2 separate regions of the Homo sapiens genome follow, and region 1 is linked to region 2. Evidence: read pairs that join two places in POLR2A ChIA-PET (ENCODE). Cell type or tissue: A673. All regions are shown on one strand. Links, peaks and the distances in the headings refer to the core of each region. The heading gives the core; the rest is flanking DNA. Region 1 overlaps LOC101927896 (a long non-coding RNA gene). Region 2 overlaps LINC01891 (long intergenic non-protein coding RNA 1891).

Region 1 (16,669 bases), core at 6,413-8,912, 350 kb after region 2:
GCAATATAGCATGTTTTCATTTTGATGAGAATAATCCAATAGACAGGGATAATGGCAGGAAGGAATTTCCCGAAAAGCGAAGACTGAGGGATGCACTGGAGCGAGGGGTTGGCTGCAGGCAGGAGCAGGGACACATCATGCACTTGCACAAGAGAAGTGGCTGTGGGGGCCAAATGTTTCTCCTATACAGATGTATTGACGTCTCAAACCCCAGTACCTGTGAACGTGAGCTTATTTGGAAACAGGGCCTTTGCAGATATATTAAGATGAGATCATATTCAATTAGGGTGGGCCTTAATCCAAGATGACAGGTGTTTCTATAAGGCCCTGTGAAGACACAGAGACCCAAGGAGGAGAAGGCCTCATGATGGCAGAGGCAAAGGCCGGTTTACTGCATCTACAAACCAAGGGTGTCGGGGATGCCGGCAACAGCAGAAGCACTCTCCCAAGGCCCTCCGAGAAAGCACAGCCCTGCCGAGATAGCACAGCCCTCCGAGAAAGCACAGCCCTGCCTACGGGACAATTTTGGGCTTCCAGCCTCTGGAACCCTAAGAAGACATATTTCTGTCATTAAAAGCCACCCAATTTGTGGTAGTTTATTATGGCAGCCCTGGGCAACTCAGGCAGCGTTAAGAGCAGGGCTGGGACAGATGCTGGGAGACCTAGGGATGAGAAGAGGAGGCTGCTTCCCTGTGATGAAATAAGATCAAATGTCTGTACCTCTTACCTGTCAGCCAGGGGAAACTGAAGCCAAAGTATTCCTGGATGGAGGAGATCGGCACCCTGTTTCATATATCAACAAAGAGAAAGTGACAAAGGCTAGTAAGAGCGTCTCATGCGTGCAAGAGTCACAGGTGAACTAGGTTGGACCAACACTCTCCTCCCTCCCCAGAAAAGCAAGCAGCCCAGGAAAGCACAGCAATGATGCCGACAATCATCCTCAATACTGACCACCTGTTTCCTCAGGAAATTCCTCTCTTCTTGATTCCTTACAGTCACTCTCTGCATGTGCCCCTCTCCCTCTCCCCCACCCCCCATTGCATTTCCCCTACACTCTGCTCTTGGCCCACGTGGCACCCACTGCCCCTGAGGCCCCAAGCCATCTCACAGGTGTCATAGTTTTAATCCTTACAATGTTGGCTTCTGATAAGAGCTTATTGACGACAGGAGGGAGGCTCAGAGTGGTCTGCCCTCTACTTTTCCCAGAGTGAAAAGTGCTTCTTTGCATCAGTTGCATTCCAACTTTCTGCTTCTGCAAGGCTGAGCCAAAGAAAGACATTTCCTCCAGTGCACCTTTTTGGAGTAAATTTCTTGAGGATGTTCTGCAGCAGACACAAGTAAGGAAAACTGAGGAAGCAAAGACAGATGCTACCCACCACGTAGTGAAAGGATGTCCAGGGTGACAAAGAGAAAAGGTCCAGCTTGGAGTCAAAGTTAAAGGGCAAGAAGCCTTGGCTAGGGCTGGAAGCAGAGGTGTCTTCATAGAGCAACTGGTGGTGTCATGTCCAAGCAATGAGACCAAAGGGGAGCCGAAGACGCCCGTCCTAAGGTATTGTGCAGGGAAGGGACGTGGGGGGAGGAGGAGGAGCTGAAGCAGGAAGCTCAACAAGGAGGAAAGAACCAAGGAAGGGAAGTGTAAGCAGTGGAGCATTAGGGTGGTGTCTTAGTTCGGGCTGCTGTAACTAAATACCATAGACTGTGCAGCTTACAAACAACAGAAATGTATTTCTCACAGCTCTGGAGGCTAGGATTCCAAGATCAAGGTGCTGGCAGATTCGGTGTCTGCTGAGGGCCCATTCCTGCTCATGGATGGCAACTTCTCACTGTGTCCTCACGTAGTGGAAGGGGCAAGGGGTCTCCACTGGGCCTCTTTTATTTTTTATTTATTTTATTTATCTATTTTTTTGAGATGGAGTCTTGCTCTGTCACCCAGGCTGGAGTGCAGTGACTCAATCTCGGCTCACTGCAATCTCTGTCTCCTGGGTTCAAGCGATTCTCCTACCTCAGCCTCCCAAGTAGCTGGGACTACAGGTGCATGCTACCACACCTGGCTAATTTTTTGTATTTTAGTAGAGGTGTAGTTTCACCATGTTGTCCAGGCTGGTCTCCAACTTCTGAGCTCAGGCAATCTGCCTTCCCCAGCCTCCCAAAGTGCTGGGATTATAGGCATGAGCCACCGTACCCGGCCTGGGGCTCTTTTATAAGGGCACTAATCCCATTCACGGGGCCTCCACCCTTATGACCTAATCACCTCCCAAAGGCCCCACCTGCCAATACCCACACACTGTGGTTAGGTTTCTACATATCCATGCGGGAGCGGGAAGTGGGACACAAACATTCAGTCCACAGCAAGTGGGCAGATGAAGATGTCTGGGGAGATTTTAGACCAGAAGGCCACAGCCCGTGGCTGGGGTTTGTAAACCCCCAAGTGCTTGTTTTCTGGGATGGATGAAGCCCATTCAAAGGTGAAGCCTACTTTGCATTGCCCTTCAACCATCATACGGCACACTGTGGCCTCTGCCTCTGAGCCCCTGCAACCCTCTGTAAGCTCTGTGCACAAAGCCAGGGATCCTTTACCAAAGCAGGGGCCACCAGCCAGTGACGTGTCACCCATGCAGGTGTTGGGTTTTTCAATAAGATCATCAGCACACCCTCTGCTGCACACCCAAAGAACACATTTTCCTAGGTCTTATTTTCCTAGGTCTTACTGAATTTTTCTGATAATCCAATGAAGCTTCTACCCACAAGAAATGAAGCTGGGCTCCCAGGAGGCTCACCTTCTCCTGCTGGCCCAGCCTGAAGAGCAGGTCTCTACGTGGACTTACTGTTTTCATTGCAAACTGGTTCAGAGCTCAAAACTGTATGGGTCTGCATTTTACTAGCTCTGTAACCTTTGGCAAGTTACTTAAGATGGAGTTACTTAAGCCCTTTGCATCTCAGCTTCCTCATTTGTAAAACCAGGTTACTGATACAGTTATGAGGATTAAATAATATATATAAAACACGGCAGGACCTGTCGTGGTAAGTACCATACAAATGTTAGCTATTGATATGACTACTACTATTATTGTTATTGCTGCCTCATATGGCAAGAGACTCATCACACCTCTTGTCTGATTTGCGGAAGTTACAACTCAGGGCCCATGGCTTCTTTGTCCTCGATAATGTCAACCCTTAAGTTTTGGGAAAGTGTCACAGGCATGAGACTCTGACATTCCTGAGTCTCTACGGGGGCCAAATGCTCTTTTCGCCGTTCTATGATGTCTGAACGCTCCCATTTGCACACTGCAGGAAGCCTTTTTATCCCTCTGCTCACCCCATCTCGACTCCTGTAAGATTATTTTTAAAATTTGAACACAAAACTACATGCAACAATATGGATGAATTTCTCAAACATGATGATAAATGAGAGGAGACAGACAGATGACTGCCAACGTTATGATTCCATTTACAGAAAGCTCAAAAACAGGCAAAACTAATTTGTGCTGTTAGCAGCTAGGATGGTGATTATACTTGGCAGGGATACAGGAGTGACTAGATTCGATCCTGAGGAAGGCTTTCCGGTGGCTGGAAATGTTTAATTTCTTGATCTCAGTCTTGACAGCATGAAATTATTCAATCGGTAAAAATTCATTGAGCAGTACCATCATCATAGGAGTACTCTTCTGCAGGTACATTATATTGCAACAATTTTTTTTAAATGAAAATGACATCTGCATTAGTTTCAACATTTAAACATTATTCTGCTTAACTTGGAAATCTGGGTTGGAAGATCTGGCAATATCGAACCCACAACCCCACCAGGCAACAATGGGCGAGAGCTGAGTAGCCTGGGTGCCCACCCCCACCCTACCCCCACCATTCATTACACCCACTGCCCATCCCTACTGCCTCCCTGATGCTGAGGCTGCGGCCGGTGCCTGCCATCTGTCCTCACATGTACCTGTTGGTTCTCTTAGCTTCCCACCACTTCCCTGCAGGGATTTGTGTTTCCAATCCCATTAAAGCTCCATTCCAGTGAATCCTGACCAGCCAACCAGTCCTGGGACTTGGCCAGCACTTTGTAAGAGAAGTTCCAGAACCCTTGCTTTGCTCACAGCTCACTCTCTGGACCCTTTTTTGCCTTAGTTCACCTTCTACACCCCTCCCCTGCCTGCCCTGGTCGCCACTCCCCAAGACCCCTGTCCTTCTGTGCCATCTGAACCCCATGTTTGAGGTCATACCCAGGGTCTGATGGGGCTCCCCCTTTGGACTGCAAAGACAGTCACCCTCTGGACTCCATCTGCCCCCAGCTGCTCTGGGCAGGACCCCAACAATCTACTCTGATATCCCAGACCCCTTCCCTAGGATAAGTTATGGTCCAGTAATCGGGCCACGCTCAGGACTCCTGCGGCAGACATGACCTAGCTCCATGTATTACTCCTTAGGCTCACGTCTCACAGACTTTTAAAAATCTCATAGTATATTTGTCCTGCTCCCGATGTGGTCTCAGGGCCAGCTGGAGTCAGATGGGAGGGGGGTTCCATGATTCCCAAACCCCCAGCTTTTGTCTTTTTAAGTGACCTGATTCAAGCTGTCAGCCCTGTCACATTCTCTCCTGCCCACAGACATTTTTGTGTAAACTAATTATTTCATGATAGTGCTCTTCTATGGGCAAGTCAGCTTTCCAATTGATCCTTGTTGCTTATAAAGTGCCTCATTAGCTATCACAGAAGCTCAGCTATCCATTCTGACAGCCATGGAAGCAGCCATTCTGTGTGTGAGTGACGTGGGAACGTGCGGGTCTCTACTGGAGTCACCCCCATCAGGGATGCCCAGAAAGGCAGGTGCAGCATGCAGGCAGGTGAGCAATGCAGACACCTGTGCTTTGCAGTTCACCCAGCCTGTTGTCATTTCAGCGTCTTAAGTGAACCTCTAGCAGTGGCCAGATTACTGGATTTTGTGGGTGACATGCTTCAAAGCACAGCGTCCCTGCTCAAAGCTCATGACAGTAAGCCAGCATTGCTCAGGTGCCCAGGCTTGAAGAGTGTCCACCAACACATGGCCAACACTCTGTGTTCTCCAGAGTGCAGGGCACTGAGGGTGATAGGAGAGGTCCTGGGGAAGCCCTTGTCCTCCCTCTCATCTTCCCCCAGCATAGAACATCAGAGCCAGTCATGAAAGAGTGTGGCAGGCTGCGGGTGCCGGGGTGTGGAGACCAGGGTACAGGCACCGGGGTGTGGGTGCCATTGCCACCAGGCCAAGGAGAAAGAAATGAGAGGAGGAGGCTGGAAGGTGAGGAGAGGGAGGAAGGAGGAAGGGGAGAAAAGACGAAATAAAAGGAAATCCGCACGTCCTTTTGCATATTTGTAAAATAATACATCCTTTGAGTAGCTCATCCGCGTGCTGATTCGCTTTTTAACTCTCCTGTGGGTTCCCCAACCCACTGCAGCCATTCCCTAATCCATCCAGTGTCTGTGTTTCAATTAACTCAAGGCACAGCTTCATATTCTATTCTGCCCTGGCCTTAATGTGACTGAGAATAAGCCTACTGAGGTGTGAAGAAGATTAAATGAAGAAACAGGACATAAAGTTGGACTGTAGTAAGAAGGAAAGATCCACCAGAGACTCAAAATGCTAATTACTCATCCGAGTGGTCTGCAGAGGGAGGCACGCGGCCTGCCTGCTTCCTTTGAAGATCGTCTCCCTTCTGATCCTTCTGTTTATTCAGATAATATCCCATAACAAAGAAGAGAGTATAGAATATTAACGTAATCCTAGGGTGGGGTAATCCTATAGCAGTTGGGCTAGAGAGGAGTCCAAGTTTCCAACAAGGTCAGACACTGCATGAGAGGCACCCCGTCTCTCTCCCCATCTGGCCTGACCCCACATGGGGGGATGTGATTCCGAGAAGCCGAGCTCCAACCTTGCAGAATCTTTTTCTTCATGCCAATGGCTGGCCCTTTTTTCCAAGATTGCCCCGAGAAGGGAGTTTGTGTATGATTTTCAGATGTCTGCTCTCAGCTGATAAGAAGTAGCCTTATTCTGATTGTTCGTCTTACTGTCACAGAGCATAGAGGGTCTGGTTGATGCCATAACCTGAATCCCCAAGACCTCGCCAGCCTGGTGGCAGAAATTCTAACAAGTCAACCCATGGCGCCATGGTGACAAGAGCCTCCCCTCTCATGGCAGCCCTCTGGCCTAGGATCTGAAACCCTCCTCCAAACTTCCTCCACTCATTTCTGGAGCCCCCGGGAGGTTTCGTGTGTGCCCAGCATGACGCTTCCATTCCAGGGGTCCTCCTGCAGGCATCTGGCCCCTCTCTCTGTGCTTGCTGCTGGTCTCCTGTGTGAGAACGCTGACACCTGGCCAGCATCCTGCCTCCCGGGCACCCAGTGCACTCAAGATTCCTGCACGATGCGTTCTCTTCGGGGTCACATTGCCAGGACTCACAGGTTCCTCAAAGGCGCGTGTTTAGGTGACCTGCCACCATGACCTGAGGCTTCGGGAAACAGCCCCTGCAGTGAAAGACCCCTCGGCCACACTGGAAACTGGTGAAATTTACTTTGTGCATGCATACACTTTCTCTGGAGGGCTGCATTGGAGAAGAGCTACAGTGATTGTTGGGAGAGAAACTAGGAAACAGGGGGCAAGTGGGAGGGTCTTCTGTTCCCCAGGTATGGATTTCCTGTGAGGACTTAAGCTTAGAGGCCCCTCACAGCACAGCCCCTTTTGAGGCCCTGGGTTGGAGGATTGGCGTTCAGGCCATGTGCTCATACAAACATCTGTTTTTGTCAGATTTGCCAAAGACATTTGCTGTGTTGTTAAAGAGAAGGCCTTGCATGGTATAAACTTCTGGACCTGCACAACTTAGAACCACCCTGCTTTTCCCAAATACCCTCCTGGACATCTTAGTATTTTACCACGTTCACATGTTACAGTTTTACTTTGTTTTAATTGCTCTGTTACAACCTGAAATGAGCAGGAAAGGACGGAAGAAAGGGAAGAAAATTCACACGTGGTTCAGCTGCTAGATTATGAAGAAGAAATACCAGAGATCGCTGGGCACAGTGGCTCACGCCTGTAATCCCAGCTCTCTGGGAGGCCAAGGCAGACAGATCACCTGAGGCCAGGAGTTCGAGATGAGCCTGGCCAACATGGTGAAACCCTGTCTTTAACAAAATACAAAAACCAGCCAAGCGTGGTGGCGGGCGCCTGTAATCCCAGCTACTCAGGAGCTGAGGCAGCAGAATCACCTGAACCCAGTAGGCGGAGGTTGCAGTGAGCTGAGATCGTGCTATTGCACTCCAGCCTAGACCATAGAGCAAGATGCAGGCTCAAAAAAAAAAAAAAAAAAAAAAAAAAAAAGAAATACTAGAGATTAAAAAAGGGGGAGCATTCATTTTAAAAATCAGAAACTAAAATGAGATGGCCTACCAAAATCTCTTTTTCGTAGTGTCTGGTATAGAAAGAAAACAGGGGTTGCTTTTCCGGGCGGAACTACATCAGGTTGCACATGAAAACAGAAATTAAAAACTGACAGTCCAAGGCGTCCTTCCTGACCTCCTTCAGCGTGTGTTCCATGTCTCGCGGGGAAACTCTGGCCCACAAATATGGAACCACAGGATGCTGACACGCAAAGCAAGCCGCCTGGAAAATGACTCAGACGCTCCCGCCGGCTGAGCGCAGCCCGCAGACACCGCAGTGCAGGCCCCGGGGTGCGGGACAATGGCAAGCCCGGCAGATGTCTGGGGACATTGAAAGGAACATAATTACCGCCATCAATTTTCCTTTTACACAGCCCTTCGAAAGCGGTTTTCCCAAAAAGAGCAGTAGAGCTTTTCAATAAAAATGCTTCTTTGCAATTTTCATGCAAGTCAGGGTAGGCAGGCCGGCCCTTAGGGTTGTCCTATTTTCTCAAGCAGTGAAAACAATATTAGACTTGTGTGTTCTAGTCCCAGCTGCACCCCCGATCCACTAAATGGTGGCTTTGGGTTTCCCACTTAACCCCTTAGTCTCCTCCTCACCAAAAGGGAAGAAAATCTTTTTTTTTTTTTTTTGAGAAGCTCAAATGAAATAATGTCACTGAGAAAGCTGCTAAAAGCAGAGTGCTATAAAAACACACAGTTCTTTATTATTAATGTCTTTTTGTTTTGGTGAGCTAATGGTGGTTTTTATGAGCTAATGGAGCTAATTTAACCCAGAATTACCCAGGAGCTGAGAGCAAAGTTTTCTAGATAGATTGTCTGTCTCTGGGGAGATCATAATTCTCTTGTAAAGTCAGCGCCTCTTGTGATACTGCCTCATTCTTATGCATGCATCCACTCATCTTCTTTGTCTTCCAAACCCTTTGATTTGATTCAGGTGAGCCTTACCCGGTCCGTGCTTCACCTCTTTCTTCTTTCTCCATAATTCAGTTCTACTTGTTGGATCCATTGATTTGCTCAGCAAAGACTGATTGAGCCTCCACCATCTGGTAGGCCACAAGTCAGACGCAGCTCTCAGCTGGAGTGGCTCAGCCTTGGAGAAAACAGCCGCATAAACGTGGGTGACAACACAATGAAATTGTGCCAACATAAGGCCGGGCACTGCAGTCTCTGGGAACTTAAAAGAGGGTGAGATTGATGACACAGCTCGGTTTCATTAGTATCTTTTTAGTTCTCTTCCCTGAATACTTCAAATATACATGTATCTTTGAGTTGACTGAAGATTTGATGAGTTTGTTGAAAACAAACTGAAAAACAGAGTTATAATTTAAAATAACTGGATCAGTGATAAGGAAAAACATATTCCAAGCATAATGTGGTCATCACCAATTTAAATAGTTGGTCACCCAAGGACACAATTTATCCTAGAGATTCACAGGCAATTTAACGGGTCATGACTCAAAGAAATAGGCAGAAATTACTATTAAACTAGTCTTAAAAAGCGGTCGGCAAATGGTGATCCTTAAACAGTTGACACCAAGGTCCTGTGTTTTAGAATTTATGCACTGAAATTTTCATTTTGGAAGATTAAGAGAGTCATATAAATTGGTTGTGGGTTAATTCACCTCCTATAGCTTTTAAAAGTCAGGCATTGTGTTTGATACACAATTATTTCACTAAGAATGCATCGTTGCAGAACGATAGTTCTCATCTGACTGAAACCAGTAGACTGTACCATCCCTGTTGACTGCCTGATGTTTTTGGAAGCAACACAATTCTAAAAGCAAAACCACCAATTGTTATGAAAAATTACATGGGCTCCTATACTTTGTGTAACAGGTGAAAACCCCAAACAGGGAAAGGAAGACTCATTTAGGCTTCACTCTGGAAGGACATTTCCCTCCTAGTCTGCCCTCTCAGGGAACTTGAATCGTGATGCTTCTTGCCATTAGGGCCACCTGGTTTGAATCCTTCACCATTCTCTGAAGACCTGGGTTCAAATCCCAGCTTAGCCCCTACCTAGCCCTGTGGGTCAATTGATTTTCCTAAGTGTTCATTTTCTCAACTAAACTAGAGGTTATGGAGGCTACTTTCAAGGTTGCTAAGGGAATTCATCGTGACACCATGTGCTTAGCCCAACGGCGCTTGGTAAATGCTCAATAAAAGATAGATATCCTCATTGATTAATGCTCCCCAAAGGAGTCCTTTTAACACAAAATTTTGCCAAGATAGCAGAAAGGATTGATGTGGCATGAAGGGTATACATTAAACATCTCCCTTAATTATGACAATATCCGTGACAAATAATACTCTTTTTTTTTTCTTTTTTTTGAGACAGGGTCTCCCTCTGTCACCCAGGCTGGAGTGCAGTATCGCAATCTTGGCTCACTGCAACCTCTACCTCCGGGACTCAAGCAATCCTACCACCTCAGCTTCCTGAGTAGCTAAGACTACAGGTGCACTACCATGCCTGGCTAATTTTTGTATTTTTTGTAGAGACAGGGTCTCACTATGGTGCCCAGGCTGGTCTCAAACACCTGAGCTCAAGTGATACACCTGCCTCAGCCTCCCAAAGTGCTGTGATTACAGGCGTGCACCACCGCGCCCGGCCAAATGAGAAATCCCCCTGCCCTGCTTCTTTTTCTAGCTCTCCCTCTTGGTTGTATTTAAGTCATGATATTCTTCTGTGACCCTGCCTTGCCTGCTCTCACGCCTTCAGTCAGTTGCTCTCTCTCTCTCACTCTCTTTTTTAGCTGCGTGAAGTTCACAATTTAAGTATAGCCCCTAAGTCTTCATCACATACATTCCTACAGCTTTGGATTCCTCAGTCCCTAAAGGCTGCTACATAGATCCATGCAGTATGGGAGCTAAGGAAACTCGTTCTTCTCTCATGAGGGTTTAGCAGGAGGTGAGCTTTCAAAGCAGCTCTCCACTCTCCCTGCTCCCGTAACTCTGGGGTGGAACAGAAATACTGAGATGGACTGCCCGTTCTGTGTGTTTGTTCGTTTGTTTTTATGTTTGTTTTAGTGGGAAGATAATTTCCAAGTAAGATGATGGGTTTCTTAACTATGCAGAAGTCCCAGTTACTTCCTGTGTCTTTTGACCAAGCACTCCCCACTCTTTCCCATGGCAACAGCAGCCTGAGGTTTTTCTTTCAAAAGAAGAGTTAACGTGTATTTTAAAATTGTGTTGTGCTGCTGACCAGACAAGGATTAAAAAAACAAATAGATCTCAGTATTAAGTGGAATTTGGGCTAAATCCATAAGTCCCCATGCCTTGGTGATTGCTGTTTACACATTGACTTACTGTTTGCACAGTTCTCTGCTCTGCACTTCTAGACTCCAATCCATGCTGTACAGTGTGCATTTCTAAGACATGGGATTCTGTCTCTACAGGCTTTCCGAAATATCTCTTCTTTTTAAATACAAAACTAAAATCTAGATATAGTCACCATATGTGAAGGTTACCTGTGTCTGCAGACATAGATTTATTAACCTATTATCAATATTAATGCAAACTATCCTGCAAAACCTCAGGTCTAGAATAGTCTCCCTATGTTAAAGGGGAGATGATAACCAATGCAAAAAGCTTGTGTTTATAACCGGCAATTTCAGTGAAGGTTCTAAAGCCAGCTGCTACTGAAGAGACTCAGCTCAAAACAAAAGACAGACCAAGGGCTCGGATTTGCCCCATAATCAGAATGCCAGCCGCACTGTGCCGCTGTTGACACTGGCCTGGGAGGTGCCCGCTCGAATGGTCCCTCCAGCTCACTGGTTTTGCATACGATCACCAGGCTGCAGCCTCCATGAGTCTCCAAGGTAATCCTAGACAGCAAGAATCTTCCTCCTTATTAACAGCCCTGGCTGTAATTTACAGCTCTGTTTTCTATGCTGCCATTTCTAGCACTGCTATAAATTCCGCCACTAATCTTAGGCTCAGAAAAGTCTTTTTACAACTTGCCACCACTGCACAAATGTCAGTGGAGCCTGCTTTTAATAAACAGAGTGACTGGCAGAGGACCAAAGAAGATAAATGGTCAACAGGGCAAAAGTCATCTTGGATGTGTCTCCCTCCTCTATCTGAATTGCTCTTCCTAATTCCTACTACACTAACCAGAATTTTTAGGTTGCATTAACTCACTCTATCCATAAAGAAAATATTAAATACATTCATCTATACAAAAATGTGAGATGTAGGCTGGGTGTGGTGGCTCATGCCTGTAATCCCAGCACTTTGGGGGGCGAAGGCCGGGGATAGTTTGTGCCCAGGAGTTTGACACCAGCTTGGGGAACATAGACCTCTCATCTCTACAAAAAATAAAAAAAATTAGCCAGGTGTGGTGGTACGTGCCTGTAGTCCCAGCTACTTGGCAGGCTGAGATGGGAGGATCACCAGAGCCTAGGAAGTCGAGGCTGCAGGGAGCCAAGATCTCGCCACTGCACTCTAGTCTGGGCAACAGATTGAGACCCTATCTCAAAACAAAACAAAAAAAAAAGTGAGACGTAGTTCAGTAACCTCTCCAGGGGTATATGCATTTTCAAATCCAGAGTTTAGGGGTTAATTAAAATTAGTAATTTTCAACATATGTTTGCTCTCTTAATAAAAGAAAAAGATTTCTATGAATAAAAGTTGGGGACGATGGGTTTAAAATATCTTTATGTTAGGACTTCTCAGAATCATGAACATGCTAATATGAATCATATTTCTCCAAGGGACACCTAGAGTGTGTAGAATTTTCCAAATATCTTTGACCACGAACCCCATTTTTGAAAGAATATTTTGGGAAACAAGTTTCTTGGGCAATACTGATCTAAGAGATACATTCCTAAAAGTAAAACTACAGTGATGGGGAGACCCTAAAGGTATAAACGCCTTCCTGGTCATCCATTTTGTGTGGAAAAGAAATGTACCCCAAGTTGAGAGTATACATTGACTCATGGGCAGTGGCAAATGGCTGAACTGAATAGTTAGTGGCCTGGAAGGTACAAGGTTGAGAGACTGAAGATTCATGTAGAAAGACTGGAAGACTGGAGACAGGAAGTCAGGGAGAGAGGTGTGTGGATGGGCCTGTGGAAGTGGACATAAAGAGTGAAGACCTTTATATCACAAGTTAATGCCCACCAGAGAGCACCTGCCGCAGGGGAGGGACTAAAGCAACAAGCAGAGAGAAGGACTCAGGCAGTAAACGTCAGTCTCTGTCATTATCCACCCAGTGCTGGCCCCAGGGGTTTGTGGAAGGAATAGCTACCGTGACAGCAATGGAGACTATGCATGGCTCGACAGCAAGGAACTTCAATTCACTAAGGCCAATCTAGCTGCTGCTATTTCCAGATGTCATGTCTGCCAGCCACAGAAACCGATGCTGAGCCCGGATGTGGTACAATTTCAGTCCAACCAGCCACCTGGGGGCAAGGTGATTACATAAAACCCTGACACTCTGGACAGCACAGGGGATTCGTCTTGACTGAAATCGACGTATATTCTAGGTATGAGTTTGCCTTTGTTTGCAAGGCCTCGGTCAACTATCTGAAGACTTGGACATGTGTGAGCCGTCTGTACAAGATGCTGCATAGCAACGAGCTGCATCTAGGGACGCAGATGGGATTAATCACCGCATCACTCTAATCCTCACCCAGCCTTCCCCTCTGTGTTCCCTTCTCCGTATAAGGACACCTGTCCTTGGATTTAGGACCCATCAAGATGACCTCATCTTGAGCTCTTTAACTTAATTACACTTGCAAAGAGGCTTTTTCTAAATAAGGTTTCATTCACAGGTACTGGGGGTAGGACATAGATACATCTTTTTGCTCACTCCCATTCAACCCATAACACGTAGAAAGCTCACTGTGCACTTTGTGCTTACTGGGAAGCCCTGCAGAAGAGTCAGACTTAAAAAAAAAAAACTGCTGAGCACATTAACAACCCACCTGCAACCACTTTCTTCTCTCATCCCCTCCTCCCTTCCTCTTTTTTGCCCCCTTTTTCATTCTTCTATGCAGTCCAGCTTTCTCTATCTCCCCAGGAAGAAAGCCGATACCCTTCTCTGAAGCCCACCTACCCACAGTTCGAGCTTCTTGCAGAGACTGATTCATGCCTCTGAATCCCAGTTTAAAGTTTCTTGGGGGAGAGAAACTGCTTGCCCGGCTTGGATCAGGGTCCACCCCCAATCCATTGAGTTGTGACCCAGAGTCAGGACAGATGGTGTCGGTGTTCTCACCAGGTGTGGGGCGTAATTGCTAGTTACCTACCCTCAATGCCTGCTCTCCCTTCTTCCTTGGGATAAGGCTCTGGTTCTCCACTGGGCACATAAAGACTCCTTCCAAGGCTCCCTTGAAGTCAGATGTGGCCTCACAACTAAATTACGGCTAGCAAGATGAGAACAGAGGTGTTACATGGCAGCTTCCAAAAATATTCTTAAAAGACAGCAGGAACATGCCTTTTGCTTCCCCTTACCCCTTGTCCCACCATGCAGCATAAAATATAGATGTGTTGAAAGTCTAGCCACCACTTTCTATTTTTTTCTAATTAGAGATGGGGTCTTGCTCTATCACCCAGGCTGGAGCGCAATGGTGTGATCATAGCTTACTGCAGCCTCCACCTTCTGGGCTCAAGGGATCCTTCCCCATCAGCTTCCCAAGTACCCGGGACTACAGGCAAGTGCCACCCTGCTCAGCTAAGTTTTTAGTAGAGACAGGATCTTGCCATATTGTCCAGGCTGATCTTGAACTCCTGGGCTCAAGCGATCCTCCCATGTCAGCATCCCAAAGTGCTGGGATTACAGGCATGAGTCACCACGCCCAGCCTAACCTTCATTTTCAACCAGAAGATGAAGCCTCCATCCCAGAGGTAGCAGAGCAAAGTGTTGAAATGTGTCTGCACCCCTTAAAACCTCAGGGAGCCTCCGTGCCAGGGCTGGACTTCCTACCTCTGAACTTCCTTTACATGAGAGAGTAATAAATTTCTCTCTTCTTTCAGACATCTTCTATTTGGGTTTCTGTGTTATAGGTAGCCAAATTTAATCTTAGCTAATATAAAGGCCAACTTTTTGGGGGGACAATTCACAAAAAAAAAAAGACCAGGAGAGCACTGTGCACTACGTCGCCTTTCCAGAATGGTCTTTCACCAGGCACGAGGGCAGATCTCTACGTCCCCAGAAATCTGATGTGTCCTGCATTGTCCACCACCAGCCTCTCTGGGTCATCAGACTGGGGAGGCTGTCTAGGTCCAAGACCACCCATGCTGGTCTCTACAAGGCCAGGTGTTATCCCAGGAAAGGGGTGCCTCATTTCTCCACCAAAGGACAAATGGTGTCAGTGTTCTCACCAGGTGTAGGGTATAACGGCTGGTTACCCACCCCCAATGCCTGCTCTCCCTTCTTCCTTGGGATAAGGCCCTGGTTCTCCACTGTGCACATAAAGACTATCTTTCCACGGCTCCCTTGAAATCAGATGTGGCCTTATGACTAAATTCTGGCCTGCAAGATGAGAAAAGAAGTGTTACATGGCATTGTTACATGGCAGCTGGTATGTTTCTTGGAGCTTCTATGAAGCACTCGGCGTGGGGCAGCTGGAATCAAAAAGCCCTGCTGTCCTGGGGAATCAGCAGCCAGGTGGGTGGGTGGCATTATATGGGCTGCTGAAGATAACAGCAGAGCAAGGAGGATGGAGCTGGGACCATTATAGGCCAGAGAGAAACCAGGTATGAATGTCAGGCCATTTTCAGAGCATGGAACAGACCCAATGGGTTGGAATATGCCTTTCATTCTTCCTTTTTATTGAAACACACGGCCAATAAGTGTGTGTCAATAAGTGTTATTGAAGGTTCATTTTTGACAATACATGGACCTTCACAATCCTCACTAGCAGCAGCACTGGGACATTGGCCACCAATTCCAAAGGCTCAACCCATGCCTGGTACAGGGACAGCTTTCCTGCCAAGGCTGCCCAATAAGCCAGGACTATCCCCTTCTGCAGGGACCAGCAACAGGACAGAATGATGCAGCAGCCCAAGTATTCCAAGTGTTGTAGGATCATGGACCCCAATGAGCAAGTGCCGGTGCTGGGATAGAGTGGGAGATGAAGACTACAAAGGGCATCACCTCTGTGTCAAGCGTAGGCTGTCATGCACTCAGGACCAAAGACCATGCCCCCAGGTTGTGGCCACCTGGAATTCCTCCAGATCTACTCACCCATGACCCCCGGGAGCCCTTCCCCAGCCTCTCTACTTTAAAATTCTGCCTCCCACACCAGCACCTCCCATCCACCTCCCTTACTTTATTTTTGTTGCTGCCTCCACTCCTGTCTGACATCCTGTATGCTGCCTGCTTTGGAGATTAGCCCGGCTGTGGTGGAGGAGCTTGGCTGGATCACCCCAATGCACTTATTGTTTCATTTATTACCTGTCTCCCCATCAAGCTCCATTAGGACAAATGCCTTCCTCTCTCCCATTCTCTGCTGTATCTGCAAGGCTTAAAACAGCGCCTGGCGCGGTAGGTGTCCAATAAATACTTGTTAAATGAGAGAATGAATGTTCCGGACCTGCCGGTCAGTATAGTTATCTGCTGGGCCCAGGTCCAGATAGGAAAGTGACCTGAATCCTTGGATGTGAATGTTGCACAGACATCAAACAAGGGCCTGGCTTCCCATGGTTCCACCAGAAAAATCTGGGGACAAATCCAATGGTGGGAATGGGCAGAGCTGGCCCTCACAGGTACCTACTATGAGAAGGCTGATATGTTTCTTGGAGCTTCAGTAAAGCACTCAGTATGGCATGGCTGGAATCAAAGAGCCCTGCCGTCCTGGGGAACCAGCAGCCGGGTGGGTGGATGGGATTAGAGGGGCTGCTGAAGATAACAGCAGAGCAGGGAGGATGGGTCTGGGATGATTAATGACCACAGGGAAAGCAGGTATGAGGCACACACCCCCTCCTGCTCCCTTCTCCTCAAACTGTTAAACTGACTCAGCCGCCAGGCCAGGATGCCTGTCGTAAGGTTTGACTCGGTTCTTTTGGAGGGGCCAAGCTAGATCATGAAAAAATTGCTTGTGTAGGGCAGAATCATCCTGGACTAGTCCAGCCACCCAAACTCCAAGGTTCAAAACTTGAGACCAGTGACTGAGATCCACTCTGAGGAGGCAGCCCAGGGCATCCTCTGAGCTCCCTGCTGGGCCCAGAGGAGTGAAGGCTGTAGCACACCAGAGCCAGCTTCACCAGCAGGCAGCCTGTGCCAGCTCTCAAGGACCCATGCTCATAGGGCCTGTGCTTGG
Region 2 (13,426 bases), core at 3,675-6,174:
AAAATCCATTTCCTTTGCCCAACTACGGTTTTCCAGGTCTCCCCACGCTTCACTCCTTGGTCTTAAAATCCTTTTTGATTCCTTATGAATCTGCCTGTCTTTGGTTAAATACCACATAGATGGCTTTAATGTGTATTGTGAAAATCCATCTCGAGTGCTTCCAGAATATAAAAATGTGACCAGATCCAATGGAATCATTTCAGGAGAAGTAGGGCAGTGCCGAGAGGCTATTTTTAAACTCTGCATTCTGGTGGTTTGGTGACCTGCCTGTCTCCTGTTTTCCTGCCCAATGCCAACGCTGAAGGACTTGGTGCTCCAGTTTTGGGTCAGTTCATGGTGCCCGGTGGAGTCCAGCATGGCCCCAGTGAGCTTGGTGTGGGACTTTTTTTTTTATGGAGGAGCAAAGGTGGAGAAGCCTGAGAAGCTTCCAGGAGACTGGTGGGGAGGGATGCTGAGGGGAGGTACCACTGTTGCAGAGCAGAGACCTGGAAGTTGCTGCAGGGGCTGTGGGAGGGCTGAGGGGTGACGAGCTGCAGAATCAGGTTCCTCCCAGGCAGGCGGGTCTGGAGAAACCACACCAGAATGCCTGTGGCGCCGCTCCCCCCGAGTCCCTGCTCCTTCTCCCTTGCATAACAGGGCCCTGCATGTTGGCCCAGGTCAGTGCACACACTTGGGCTGCCCCACTGGAACCCTTAGGCACCACACAGTGTATGGGGGAGCCCTGGAGTCCCTGTGCTGGCTGTCCTGAGCCCCAGACCCCACACGGACACCGAGTGGGACGGTGCAGTCGCTCCACATCCCTCCACACAGAGGCCACTTTGTGGCGGGTTCCACCTGCCCTCTCTCTCCTTGACTTGCTTCTTTCTTTGTCAAGCAGTGCACTGTCTTGAACTCTAACATCAAAGTATTTCTTTGACCTGTCCTCCATCTGAGTATAAGTACCACAAAGACAAGCATTTGTTTTGTTTACTGCTTTTTCCCCGGCTCCTAGAATCACCCCTGGTATATAGTAGGTGCTCAATAAAGGTTTGCGGGGGGAAGAAAGGTAAGAAAGATGGAGGGAAGTCAAGAGAGAGGGAAAGGGAAAGAGTGGGGTTTGTTGGTTCCTCCTTGAGTGATACCACCCACCCTGGGAGAAGCTGAAAGCTCCACATGCTGTCCCTCCCCAGTGACAGGGACCATCCACGCTGTGGCCTCCAACTCAGCTGCCTCCCTTCATAGGCATCAGCCTTGGCTCTGAGCCTCACCCTGGCCTCTTCTCCCTGTGGGTGCCCCTGCTCATGGTACCCGAGGGAACACCACCAGCAGAGAGTGCAAGAAGCAGACCAAGTGAGGACCTTCAAGCATGCATAACCACAGGCACCATGGCACTGCTTCTCTTGGTGGAAGAGAGAGCAGGGGAGAGTGGTGTCCCCCGTATTTGGTTCCTATAAATTCTCCTGATCTGTCTGCATTCACAGGCTGGGAAAGACCCTCAAACGGGCTGCAGTGGCCACCCTAAGAAGTGTTCTTCTTCTGCTTCAGACCCATTTCTTTCAGGACCATAAGCAGCTCTGCTCCTCATCTCCCACGCTGTAGACAGGGATCCCTGGTTGGCACTGTTTTCTCTGTCCCTAGGATGCCCGTGTCCTTTGGCTGCAGGCTCCCACCACCCAGCCCTTGCTCCCTGCACAGGGTGGTACTCAGTGAATATGTGGTAGCTCTTCTTGGGTTGAAGAAGAGAGGGCAGAAGAAAACCTGCCCCTCCACTTGCTTTCTTGCAGTGGCTTGTCTCAGCTTGAGTGCTTCCCTTCCCAACTGACCACATCTGAGGCTTTGCTTTGTGCTCCATCCATTCAAAACCAAGCGACCAAACGATGCTTCCCTTGGGGATTTTCTTTAGAACAAAGACCATTTTCATCAGCACTCTTTTCTCCCGCTCCTGGGTTCCTTCCACCTTTCATGAACTGAGCCCCCTTCTGAAGTAAGGCGTGGGCACCCTGAATGGAAATGGCTAGATTAATGCGCATGCATGTCCACACTGGTGCAGGGCACCTGCTTTTCTGGGACAATTGCCATCTGGAATCAGACGCCTTCCTCATTGTGTGCCTATTTCTGGACAAAGAAGAGGAGAATTGGACGAGAAGCAGGCCTCCTCTCCCACATCCTCCAGCCACCTGGCAGGCCCGACTAAGACACCCGCTCCAGCTCAGGTGGTTTATGTGGCTCCAGTGAGTGGGGCAAGTGGGGCGTTTCATCCCAACCTTCTGCATAACAGCATTAGCAGATCAGACACTCAGGTCTGGGACAACATGTCCTGAAGGGCATCTCTGGGTTCCCCCTCCAGGGCCTTGGGTGCTGCCCTGCCTCCTCTGCTGAAGGCTGCCTACCCCCCACCGCCAGAGCAGCAGAGTTCCCTTCAGTAGCTTTCAGGGACTGGAAGGATAGTGGGCTGCCTCTCCCCACAGGTAAGGCTACCGTTGGTCTCCTGGCTCTCGGCGGGCTGGGGGCCCATCCCTGGATAGCAGCTACGGGGAAAGACATGGCTCTGGAGATGGAGGCGAGAGTCAGATGCTGAGACCTCCAACAATGTCCGCTTGTGGAGGCTTTACTATTTATAACACTTTTGTTTTCTACAATGAATAGATAATGCTTTTAGAACAGAAAAGTGAAACGTAAATCAACTCCGCAAGAAACAGGAAGCTCAAAATTTAGATCCGAATAAGTCTTTCCACCCAGGGCTGGTCTAGGGATAGAAGAAAGACTAATGTTTTTGGTAGGAGAGGAAATGGAGGTGAGGGGCTGTGCTGGAGAAGTCAGCCTGCGGGGGGCGGGGGCAGGCGGGGTAGAATTTCAATTCTGCTCTCAATCTTGTTTTCTTAGAATACAATAAAATATTTTCACATAAGATACTGGTCTGGAGGGCAGGCGTGGTGGCTCATGCCTGTAATCCCAGCACTTTGGGAGGTCAAGGCGGGTGGATCACCTGAGGTCAGGAGTTCAAGACCAGCTTGACCAAAATGGTGAAACCCCGCCTCTACTAAAAATGCAAAAATTAGCTGGGTGGGGTGGCGGGCGCCTGTAGTCCCAGCTGCTCAGGAGGCTGAGACAGGAGAATCGCCTGAATCCGGGAGGTGGAGGTTGCGGTGAGCCAAGATCGTGCCATTGTACTCTAGCCTGGGCAACAAGAGCAAAACTCCGTCTCGGTGAGGGGTGGAGAGAAAAGATACTGGTCTGGAGTGATTTATTTTAGAAATATCAGATTCTGTTAAGTTTTTTATAAATTGTCTTTGGGAGTGATTGAAGAAATAGTGCGATGTTTTGAATAATCCAAGATCTAAATGTAAACACAATTTAATAAAATTAGAGACAAGGAAAACTATACATGGGGAGACTATATTACTCTTGACAGGAAATCACTGTGTATGTGCAATTATATTCATGTATTTGTCATTTGTATCTATCATATATATATATATATATATATAACCTAGGGAAAGATACCATACACCTAATCAAATGAAAAGTGATAAATTGGAAAAATATTTTCAGCACATGTCAGACAAAAATATTCATATGCCTATTGTACAAGGAGATCTCACAAACTGATAAGAAAAACCGATGATCAATTAGAAGACAAGGTCAAGGGGAACAGCTCATGCTTCACTTGACTTGGTGATTCTTCAGTAACGAGGGATCCCATCCCATCCATATGAAGAGTTGGCTTCATGGGAACAGTTTGAACCCTTTTTGGTAATATGGGGAGAGGCCTGGCCCAGGGTGCTGGGGACCCCCAGTAGGATTGAAGGGAAGACTCTTGGGAGCACCCAGACAATGGCCAAAGGGGATCTGAAAGAAAAGTTTTCAGCAGCGAAGTCACAGGGGGATCAGGTGTCTACCAGGAGAATGTGGCTGGGCAGGAAGCAAGTGCACACTCTGGAGTGTAATTGAGTAGGTCAAAATCTGTGCTGTTGTTCCCTTGCCTGCAAAAATAATTCCCTTTCCCCTGTTCTCCTCCTTTTCGGAGGCTCTGTCACTGTCCCTCTGTGCCCACCTGGGCTCTCTCAGATTCTTGCTATGGGATTATCCTCGCTAGCGTCTTCCCACCATCAGCATGGACAGGAGGGATGGGTGTGCAGGCCACATGAGCCCAAGAGGAAATGGTGCTTGGGGATACAATTCTCATGAGACCAACATGTGTTTCCTATGTGAGGAGGTGGCCAGGGAACGGTGGCCATAGTCGGCAGGGAGCCTGGGTGACCACATGACACACTAGGGCTGGTAGGACTGCCCAAGGTTATAGATGGTGCTTGTCTTTACTGATGCTGGTGGGCAGCCCGTTGCTTAGTTGACCAACCAGACAAATTCCAACACCCTTAAGCCTGCAGCACTGCCCGGCTTATTTCTGAGCGAAAGTGGTTGTGACGTGACAACCTGTAGAATCATGGCATCCACCCATGCATACTATCTCAGCAATGGCACTGCTGTCTTTCCAGAGTGTAAGTCACAGGCCCACATTTATCCTCGACACCACCCTCTCCCTATGCCTCAGAGGCAGAGTGACCACAGAGTTTATTGTCCAAACTGGACACTTGGGAGAGTAAAAGGAGGATGAACCCCGTCTCTACTAAAAATACAAAAAATTAGCTGGGCGTGGTGGCAGGCACCTGTAGTCCCAGCTACTCGGGAGGCTGGGGCAGGAGAATGGAGTGAACCTGGGAGGCGAAGCTTGCAGTGAGCCGAGATCACGTCACTGCACTCCAGCCTGGGCAACAAGTGCGAGACTCCGTCTCAAAAAAAAAAAAAAAAAAAAAAAGGAGGATGATAGTCCATGGAGGCTACTATAACAAAAGCCCTCAACTGGGTGTCTCATGAGCAACAGGCATCTTCCTTTCTTCCTTCCTCCCTCCCTTCCTTCCTTCCTTCCTCCCTCCCTTCCTTCCTTTCTTTTCTTTCTTCTTTCTCCTTCCTTCCTTCCTTCATTCCTTCCTCTTTCTTTTCTTTTCTTTTCAGCATCTTGCTCTGTTGTCCAGGCTGGCATGCAGTGGCATGATTATAGCTCACTGCAGCCTCAACCTCCCAGAATCAAGTGATCCTTCCACCTCTGCCTCCTGAGTAGCTGGGACTGCAAGTGCGTGCCACTACGCCCAGCTAATTTTTTAGTTTTTGGTAGAGACGGGAGTCTCACTGTGTTGCCCAGGCTGGTCTCAAACTCCTGGTTTCAAGCGATCCTCTCACCTCAGACTCCTAAAGTGCTGGGATGACAGGTGTTAAGCCACCTTGCCCAGCTGACATTTATTTCTCCCAGTTCTGGACTCTGGGAAGACCTAGATCAAGGTACTGGCTGATATTGTTTCTGGTGAGAGCCACTCCTGGTTCATAGACAATCATCTTTTCATAGTAACCTCATATGGCAGAAGGAACAAGAGGTCTCTCTCTGGCCTCTTTTCTAAAGGCACTAATTCTTTTCATGGGGGCTCTACACTCATGACCTAATCACCTTCCAAAGGCTTCACTTCCAAACACATCTCACTGTTGATTAGGTTTCAACATATGAATTTTGTGGGGGGACACAAACATTTGGACCATAGCAGAGTAATAATAAATGGTTTTTTTTGTTGTTGTTTGTTTGTTTTTTTGAGACGGAGTCTCACTCTGTCACCCAGGCTGGAGTGCAGTGGCACCATCTCAGCTCACTGCAACCTCCCCCTCCCGGGTTCAAGTGATTCTCCTGCCTCAGCCTCCTGAGTAGCTGGGATTACAGGCATGCGCCACCACGCCCGGCTAATTTCTTTGTATCGTTTAGTAGAGAGGGGGTTTCACCATGTTGGCCAGGCTGGTCTTAAACTCCTGACCTGAAGTGATCTGCCCACCTCGACCTCCCAAAGTCCTGGGATTATAGGCGTGAGCCACTGTGCCCGGGCGAATAAATGGTTACATTGTAGCGACAGGTAACCATAGACAGTTTCAGCAAATCAAGGTTGCCCAAATCAGAGCCAAACCGTCACATGGATCTCTGAACTTTACCTTAGAAAAATCTCTCAAATCTATCCCTTTTTCTCCACTGCCACCACCTCTATCCCAATAACCATCATTTCTTTCCTGGACTGATGTCCACCTAGGCTTGCACCGGTTTCCAACCAAGTGTTCATTTCAGATGTAAATATGATCATGACAGTTTCTACTTCACCACTTTCAATACCCTCCGAGACACCTCTTTGCTCTTAGGATACAATTAGAAGAACCTGAAAGGTCTTAATATCTGTTTCCTTCACAAGGATGCCTCCCAGTGAAGACACAGACCCTATTTGCTCACCCTGTTACCTTTAGTATCTGCTCTGTACCAGTGCTCATTCAGTATCAGCTAAATCACCAAATGAGTGAACCTATGAATGAATCCATCAGGTTTCCTGGGCCTGCAGTCTCTGCTGTGATGGAGAAGGCTGCCTAATATACATGTGAACTCATGTATATTGAGTGTACATGTAATAAAAATATCCCTTATCTAAAGCTCCAATTTTGTGTCCACTGATGGCGTCCCCTGTCATGTGTCTATGCTGTTTTTGTTTCCATTGAACTTTCGGTATAAATTTAGCTATTTGTATGGTATCTTCCCCTCTCCCCCTGCCCTCAAATTTGCTATTTACTCCCATAGATTTAAGAGATTATTTGAATTCAAACAAAACGATAAACTCCTACTTTTGTTTCATTCTTTGAAAAACAAATTCTATATTTCACTGGAAAAAAATATATTTATCTTCCAGTTAGCTTTCTAAAGGGAGAGCTGGCAGGAAGTAAAGGAGCTGAAAATTACCAACATTCCATTTTTATTTAATGCATGTTACACAGACATAGTAGTGTTTCAATAGATAGGAACAAATGCTACTATTACATACAAAGGTTAACAGTACAAGGTATGATTACCATAAGTCTGCATAACACCTAGAAGAAATAAAAACTACTTTCTAACTCTGGAGCACCCATTTCAATAATAGCAGCGTTTGTTGGGGCGGCTTGAGCGTATGCCCCTGTGGTTAAGGAGCACGCATGTGTTCTTAAACACCAAATGCATTCACAGTTTTAAGGGAGAGAGAGAATGGAATTTAGCAGAAATATGTATCTAAATAATGCATAGTTACGATTCCACGGTAAAATATACAATCATCAAAACCATTTAAGAATAATAACCTAAATGCTTTTGATAGGAAAGGTTTTGGGCCATGTTTCTTGACGTATTGTATTCAAATTAGCTATGGGAATAACTACACAAGAGCTGTGGTTTTTTCCCCTATGAGGGTCAAAACCTTTTCTTGTCAAAAGTGTACGAGTTACTCTAAACCTCTAGCCATGGCTCTGCCAAGGCAACAACCCATAAGCAGCAAAAGGCGAGGAAGAACAAGCAGATGCCAGTGGCTCCAGGTTCCTGCAAACTTATTCTTGTTGTTGTTTGTCTCCTGTCCAGATGTCATAGCCATTAGTACCTGCAGGTCCCACCATATTGAGACAGTGAGCCTTGTAAGCGTCATCATCAAAAAACACAGCAAATATAGGCTGTAAAAGCAAACTCCATAACTGACAACTATAGTAGGCTGAATAACGACCTCCAGAGATACCAGGTACTAACTCCTGTGTCCCATAAATGTTACCTTATATGGAAAATGGGTCTTTGCAGGTGTGATTAGGTTAAGGATTTTGAGATGGGGAGATTATCCTGAGTTAGCCTGGTACTCCCTAAATGTAATCACAGAGGGCCTTATAAAAGAGTGACAGAAGGAGAGTCAACACATACTGGAGAGGAGAAGGTGACGTGACCACACAGGCAGAGATTGGAGTGATGTTGTCACAAGCCAAGGGATGCAGCAGCCCCCGGGACCTGAAGGAAGCAAGGGATGCATTCTCCCCTAGATCATCAGGAGGGAGCCCTGCCCAACCCACACCTTAATTTTGGCCCAGTGAAACTGATTTTGGATATTTGGCCTCCAGACTGTGAGAGAAGAAAGTTTTGTTGCTTTTTAGCTGCCAAGTTGATGGTGATTTGTTACAGCAGCCACAGGGAGCAAATACAGCAACTGACCAAGGCAAGACTCTTAGGTTGCAAGCAAGGGAAATCATCTTGGGCTAACTTTAGCAGGAAAGCAACTCATGGGACATTGATTGGAGGGTGCAAAGAATCTAGGATGTTCAGAAGGACAGGGCCGGGCATCTGGACAGATGGTCCCACTGGTGCTGCTGTTAGGGAAGCTGCACTAGAATGGTAAGCTCCAACAACATGTTCTTTCCTATCAGAGACACTTTCTGTGTACAGGCACCCTGCAAAGACCTTTCCATCCTCACAAAAGCTTGTAGTGGCAGTTAGTGACAGAGAGAATCTTAGGGCTCTGAGTCTTACTGCATCAGATCTTTTTCCATTGCATCAACATGCCTCCTTTTAGAAGTGCAAGTAAGATCTGCTTCACATTGAGCTTTGAGACACAGAACACAGTAAGTCAAGATTTCACGGAATGTCCTCAAGCCCAGTCCTCTATATTAAGATGACTCAAAACTGGGGAAGAGAACCTTGGGCTTCAGGAGCTTTTCACATTGCTTGACTCCTTCATTCTTGCCACGGTCTTACGCCTTTTTGTAGGCTCAGGGCTTTCTCAAGCATCCTTAAGCATGTTAGGGCAGTGCTTCTCTAGGTGGTTTCACCTGTAATTTAAACATTTACTTGCACGTGCTTTATGTTTTTCCACCTCCTCCTGTTAACAAACATGGATATACTTTATTATAGAAAAAAACTGCTGAATTAAAGACTGATATTGAGAGTTTACATTCTGATATATTGCCTTTTTATTACATCTCATTACGATGAAAACATGCAAGCAAGCTCCCCCAGCTAACATTCCCTGTCCCTGCCCCATGCAAGTCAGCAGCCCGGGGTATGTGAATCACCCCACAGAAGGTTCATGCCACAGCACCACTGCAAACTAAACAAATTCTTTCCACGTTAGACTTAGGGTTAAAAAAAGAAGTTGTGTTCTAAAGGAGAGAGATATGATTTTGAAAGGAGCACTGGAAAGAAAATGAAAAGGAAATGAGACCTCAGTCGACCACGTGCTGAACCAGCCAGCCAGGCTTCCTTCCTCCATTGCTTCTGCTGTGGCGACCTACGAGTGGGGGCTTTCCACAGAAGGCTGCGGGTCCGGGAACGGGGGCAGGACTTACAGACCTCACCAGAGTGTGGCCAAGGACAGAAGTTCTCTATACGGAAGAGAAGGCTTGTCTAGTATGGAGTTCTAAGTTCTGTACTTAAATGTTCCCTGACAGGGGGTGGGGCTGGGGAGGGTGTAAAACAAAAAATTATTCTGATACTTTTATTTTTTATTTTTTATTTTTTCAAGACGGAGTTTTGCCCTTGTTGCCCAGGCTGGAGTGCAATGGCATGATCCTGGCTCACTGCAACCTCCACCTCCCAGGTTCAAGCAATTCTCCTGCCTCCTCAGCCTCCCAAGTAGCTGAGATTACAGGTGCGCACCACCACGCCCGGCTAATTTTTTGTATTTTTAGTAGAGATGGGGTTTCACCATGGCCAGGCTGGTCTTGAACTTCTGACCTCAGGTGATCCGCCCACCTTGGCCTTCCAGAGTGCTGGGATTACAGGCATGAGCCACCGCGCCCGGTCGATACTTTCTAAAATGGTAAGACTTTATTCAGGACAATTGCAATTGGTGTCCACAGTGTCACAACAGGGCAGAGAGATCAGGCTCAACTCCCAATACAAGAACAAGGCACCAGACATGGTGGCTGAAACCTGTAATCCCAGCACTTTGGGAGGCTGAGGCGGGCGGATCACTTGAGGTCAGGAGTTCAAGACCAGCCTGGCCAACATGGCAAAACACCGTCTCTACCAAAAATACAAAATTAGCCAGGGGTGGTGGCAGGTGCTTGTAGTAGTCCCAGCTACTAGGGAGGCTGAGGCAGAAGAATCACTTGAACCTAAGAAGTGGAAGTTGCAGTGAGCCAAGATTGGACCATTGCACTCCAGCCTAGTCACAGAGTGAGACTCCTTACCAAAAAAATTATAAAATTAAAATTAAGAAAAAAAAAGAACAAGGGGATATTTACAGCAGGTTGAGGGGTTTCACCAGATGAAGATGATTTCAGGGTCGGGCTTCTTGCTAAACTGATCCAGGTTTCAACAAGGATTCTTGTTGAAGGTAGGCCAGGGTGATCTGATATCGAGGATCAAGGGTTCTCAATAAACTGACAGCAGGATCCCTGTTGAAACTGAGCTTTGCAGGCCCAGCAAGGACAGGGACCAAGGTTGAGGGCTTGGAGGAGTCTGACTAAAGTTTGGTCAAGGAGAGAGTCTTTGTCAGGGGTTATGTGGGCTCTTCCTTCATGTTCCTTTAAAGAGCATGCCCATCTTCCGGGACTTCCTCTTTCTGTTTAAGTTACCATTTACTGTGGCTTCTCACGCTCTTTACGCAGCTGCAAAGGCAGAGCAAGACACACTGCTGGCCCAGAAGGGCTGATGATCCGGCAGCCTCAAGCTACGGGTCAGGAGTGAGGAAGTGAGGCTGGCCTTGTGGGTGTGGAGTGGCTCTGAAGCTTCCTGTCTCCACCCAGCCCTCTGCCCCTGCACTAAACCAAAGCCCTGCAGAGCAGAGTCTAGTGACGCTCCTGGGAAGGTGACGCTCCTGGCGGCACATGGCCTTGAGAGCTTCCACGTAGTTTGCCCTTGGTCTTGTCTCTGAGACGCCTTCTGGTTGCCTCGGTCTCCTCACACCCCCCAGGATCCAAGTCCAGGCCTACCTGGCTCCCGGGCACTCCCTGTGTGCCTCCCACCTCCTCCTTCCACCGAAGGCAGGCGAGGTCAGCTCTCCCTTCCCTCCTGTCTCTGGAGCCCTCGCTCCATGCCCAGGCCTGTCCCGTGGACGTGTCATGCAGCTGCTTGCTTCATGTTCTTCTAGCTTTCTCCCTGAGCCACAGGCAATGCTTTTCAAAAGCAGTGAAAAGTTTAGCGGAGTTTTTTTTGTTTTTTTTTTGTCAAGGTAATAAAATCTGCAGTGATAAAAATAGCTATTAGAAGTTTAGGAAAATTTCATCTTGGAGTAGAAGAATGAGGATGGACTAGGCTAAATAGTGTCCTAACAAATACCTGTCCACCCAGAACCTCAGAATGTGAACTTATTTGGAAATAGGCTCTTTGTGTATGCCATTCTCATAGATGAAGTCCTCCTGGATTTAGGGTGGGTCCTAAATCCAGTGACTGGTGTCCTTATAAGAAGACCACATGAAGCCGCAGGGAGGCACGGAGAGGATACCATGTGACCACGGAGACAGAGACTGGAGTGCAGCATCTAGGAACCAAAGACAGCCAAGGAATCCTGGCACTGCCAGAAGCCAGGAGAGAGCCGGAACATTCTCCCAGAGCTTTTGGAAGGAACCTAGCCTGCCCACACCTTGATTTTGGACTTCTGGCCTTCAGAACTCCAGGAGAAGAGCTTCTGTTGTTTGAAGACACCCAGTTTGCGGTCATTTGTTAAAGCAGCCCCCGGACACTAAGCCACAGTGTAGCCATATGCTTGGGCTGGGTCCCAGGGCAGCACTGACTCCTCACTTTACCTTGTGTCACAGCAAAGCCCACAGCCAGGGAGAGGGGGTCAAACTGCAGCAGCTCTCACTTCTGAGCATCATAACGAAAGCCAAAGACAGCGCCATTTACCTAAATCGGACAGCCTACAGAATCTTCCAGTCTGAAATAAGAAATGTCAAGCGTTTTAGCCATGGGAATTATAGGGTAGGGGAGATCCTTCCCCTTAACTAGTCAGTGGTTGAAATTTCTTTTGCAGCAGAAAATTTAAGTGGTAGCTTGACTGTTTAATGTTTGCAACATTAGAATGCCCTAGTCTCCACTTACTGATTTAAAGAGCAACAGAAATCCTTACAGGAAGAGCAGTAGGATGGCTGATTCCTGAAAGCGGCTTCCTGACACCCTCGCCCCAGCACCCCTGGGTCCAGTCACCATTCAGATACATCTTTTGATGGGTTGCAAGGAAAAGAACAGTGTCAGGGGACAAGGCCTGTTTACCTACAACTAACTGAAGCCCTTTGATGAGCTCTCCTCCCATCTCCAATCTGCCCCCAACCGCTGGCCGTTCCTAACCCATCTCTTTGCAAATAAAAGTTATCACCATCAGATCTGGGTGTGCCATTCTTCCAGTTGTGTGCACAAGAGGGTGGGAGTTCAGGGGGTTGGAATTCTTCTTTTCAAAAACCTGTTAAGTTTTTCTGAAACAGCAGCCTTCCCGAAGCTTCTGCTTAGTGCCTGTTCATCTATTGAGAGCTGATAATAGGATGTATTTTGCTTTTTTTTCTTTAAATGGATAAAAGGATAATGCTTTTTCTTTTCTTTCTTTTTTTTTTTTTCTTTTCTTGGCCTCCAGTGTCTATGCAAGTTATTTTTCAGTCCATTAAAATGAATCATTGTTTATCATGTTAGTTTTCACATTTCACAAAATGATGAACAATGGACTTTTCTTTGTTAAAAGATGGGGGCTTCTGTCCTCGGGCACTCGTGTTCAGAAGATAAGACTTTCTCCGAGTTCCACACACTTCTTTCTTTTCACACATGCGTTACGTTTATTTTCTGACTGAAGTCTCCAAAACAAACGCTATGGCTGCTGCTGAAATAGATCACATGTTACTACGGTACAAGTGAGACCAATCACAGTGGCTGCTTTTGTTTTTAATTGCGACCACCTCGGATGGGTCCTGAGTGCTGAGCCAAAGCTCTGTTTTCCTTTCTTTCTTTTTTTTTTTTTTTAATCTTTTCAAAATTCCTTTGAGGCAGGTAGGGGTAAACCCTCAACTCACTGTGGAAATTCATGTTGTTGAAGAGGATTAATAGAGAAGGGGTGGGAAAAGGAAAGTCTCAGGGGTGTTTTTGTGCCTCATTAAAAGGTCACAAAGCCCTCTGTGTTCTCTCCCTCCAAGGGTCTAAACCTGAGTGTCTTTTATCCGCTTCATCAAGCTCTGCACGTCCAATCGAGCTGCGAGGGAGCTCCATGGAGCTCCTGAGCACTTGAAATGGGGCTAGTGGGAATTGAGGAGTTCTGTAAGTAGAAATAGGTTTAGTACAAATAAATAAACTGATTAAAAATGTCATCAATAATATTTTAAAATTGATGATAACTTGACATGCAACATATTTGTGTACTTTCTTGTTGATTGATTACTTGACTTGCCCTTCTGGGACCCAGACTGCTAGAAAACATGTCTCCCTAAGTACCGCCAGGAATGCTAATCCCATGACATTCCACAGGAAACAAAAGGCGCTGAGGTCAAACTGAGAAAAACCGCAGCAGAGTTCCACTGGGGATTTGAAAAGACCTGAGCGTAGAAAAGGCTCCCGAGCTCTGCAATAAAGACAGGCATCTAACTTTGTTAATATGTTAATATGGCT

Evidence for each region. ChIA-PET counts read pairs that join two places held together with the same protein. Peaks named below come from ENCODE experiments on the same cell type or tissue, not always from the same donor. Only the 100,000 strongest peaks of a DNase experiment are listed, where the experiment ranks them.
Region 1: POLR2A ChIA-PET joins it to region 2 with 9 read pairs; 2 of 35 experiments call an interaction of 5 or more read pairs at or near these places.

Annotation. Positions count from the first base shown.
Region 1 is chr2:234,785,090-234,801,758 of GRCh38, forward strand. LOC101927896 (a long non-coding RNA gene) reads right to left here. Exons shown (of 9, transcript XR_002959457.2): 8 at 13,655-13,771; 9 at 8,089-8,713. Among named protein-coding and RNA genes, the nearest start is that of LINC01173, 110 kb to the left of the region's middle. In A673, for the core only: no CTCF peak of the experiment used is centred there; a DNase peak (open chromatin) is centred at 7,722.
Region 2 is chr2:234,436,069-234,449,494 of GRCh38, forward strand. It overlaps LINC01891 (long intergenic non-protein coding RNA 1891), which reads right to left. Exons shown (of 3, transcript NR_146988.1): 3 at 8,522-8,667. Among named protein-coding and RNA genes, the nearest start is that of LINC01891, 12 kb to the right of the region's middle. RefSeq lists an enhancer at 10,309-10,358. In A673, for the core only: no CTCF peak of the experiment used is centred there; no DNase peak of the experiment used is centred there.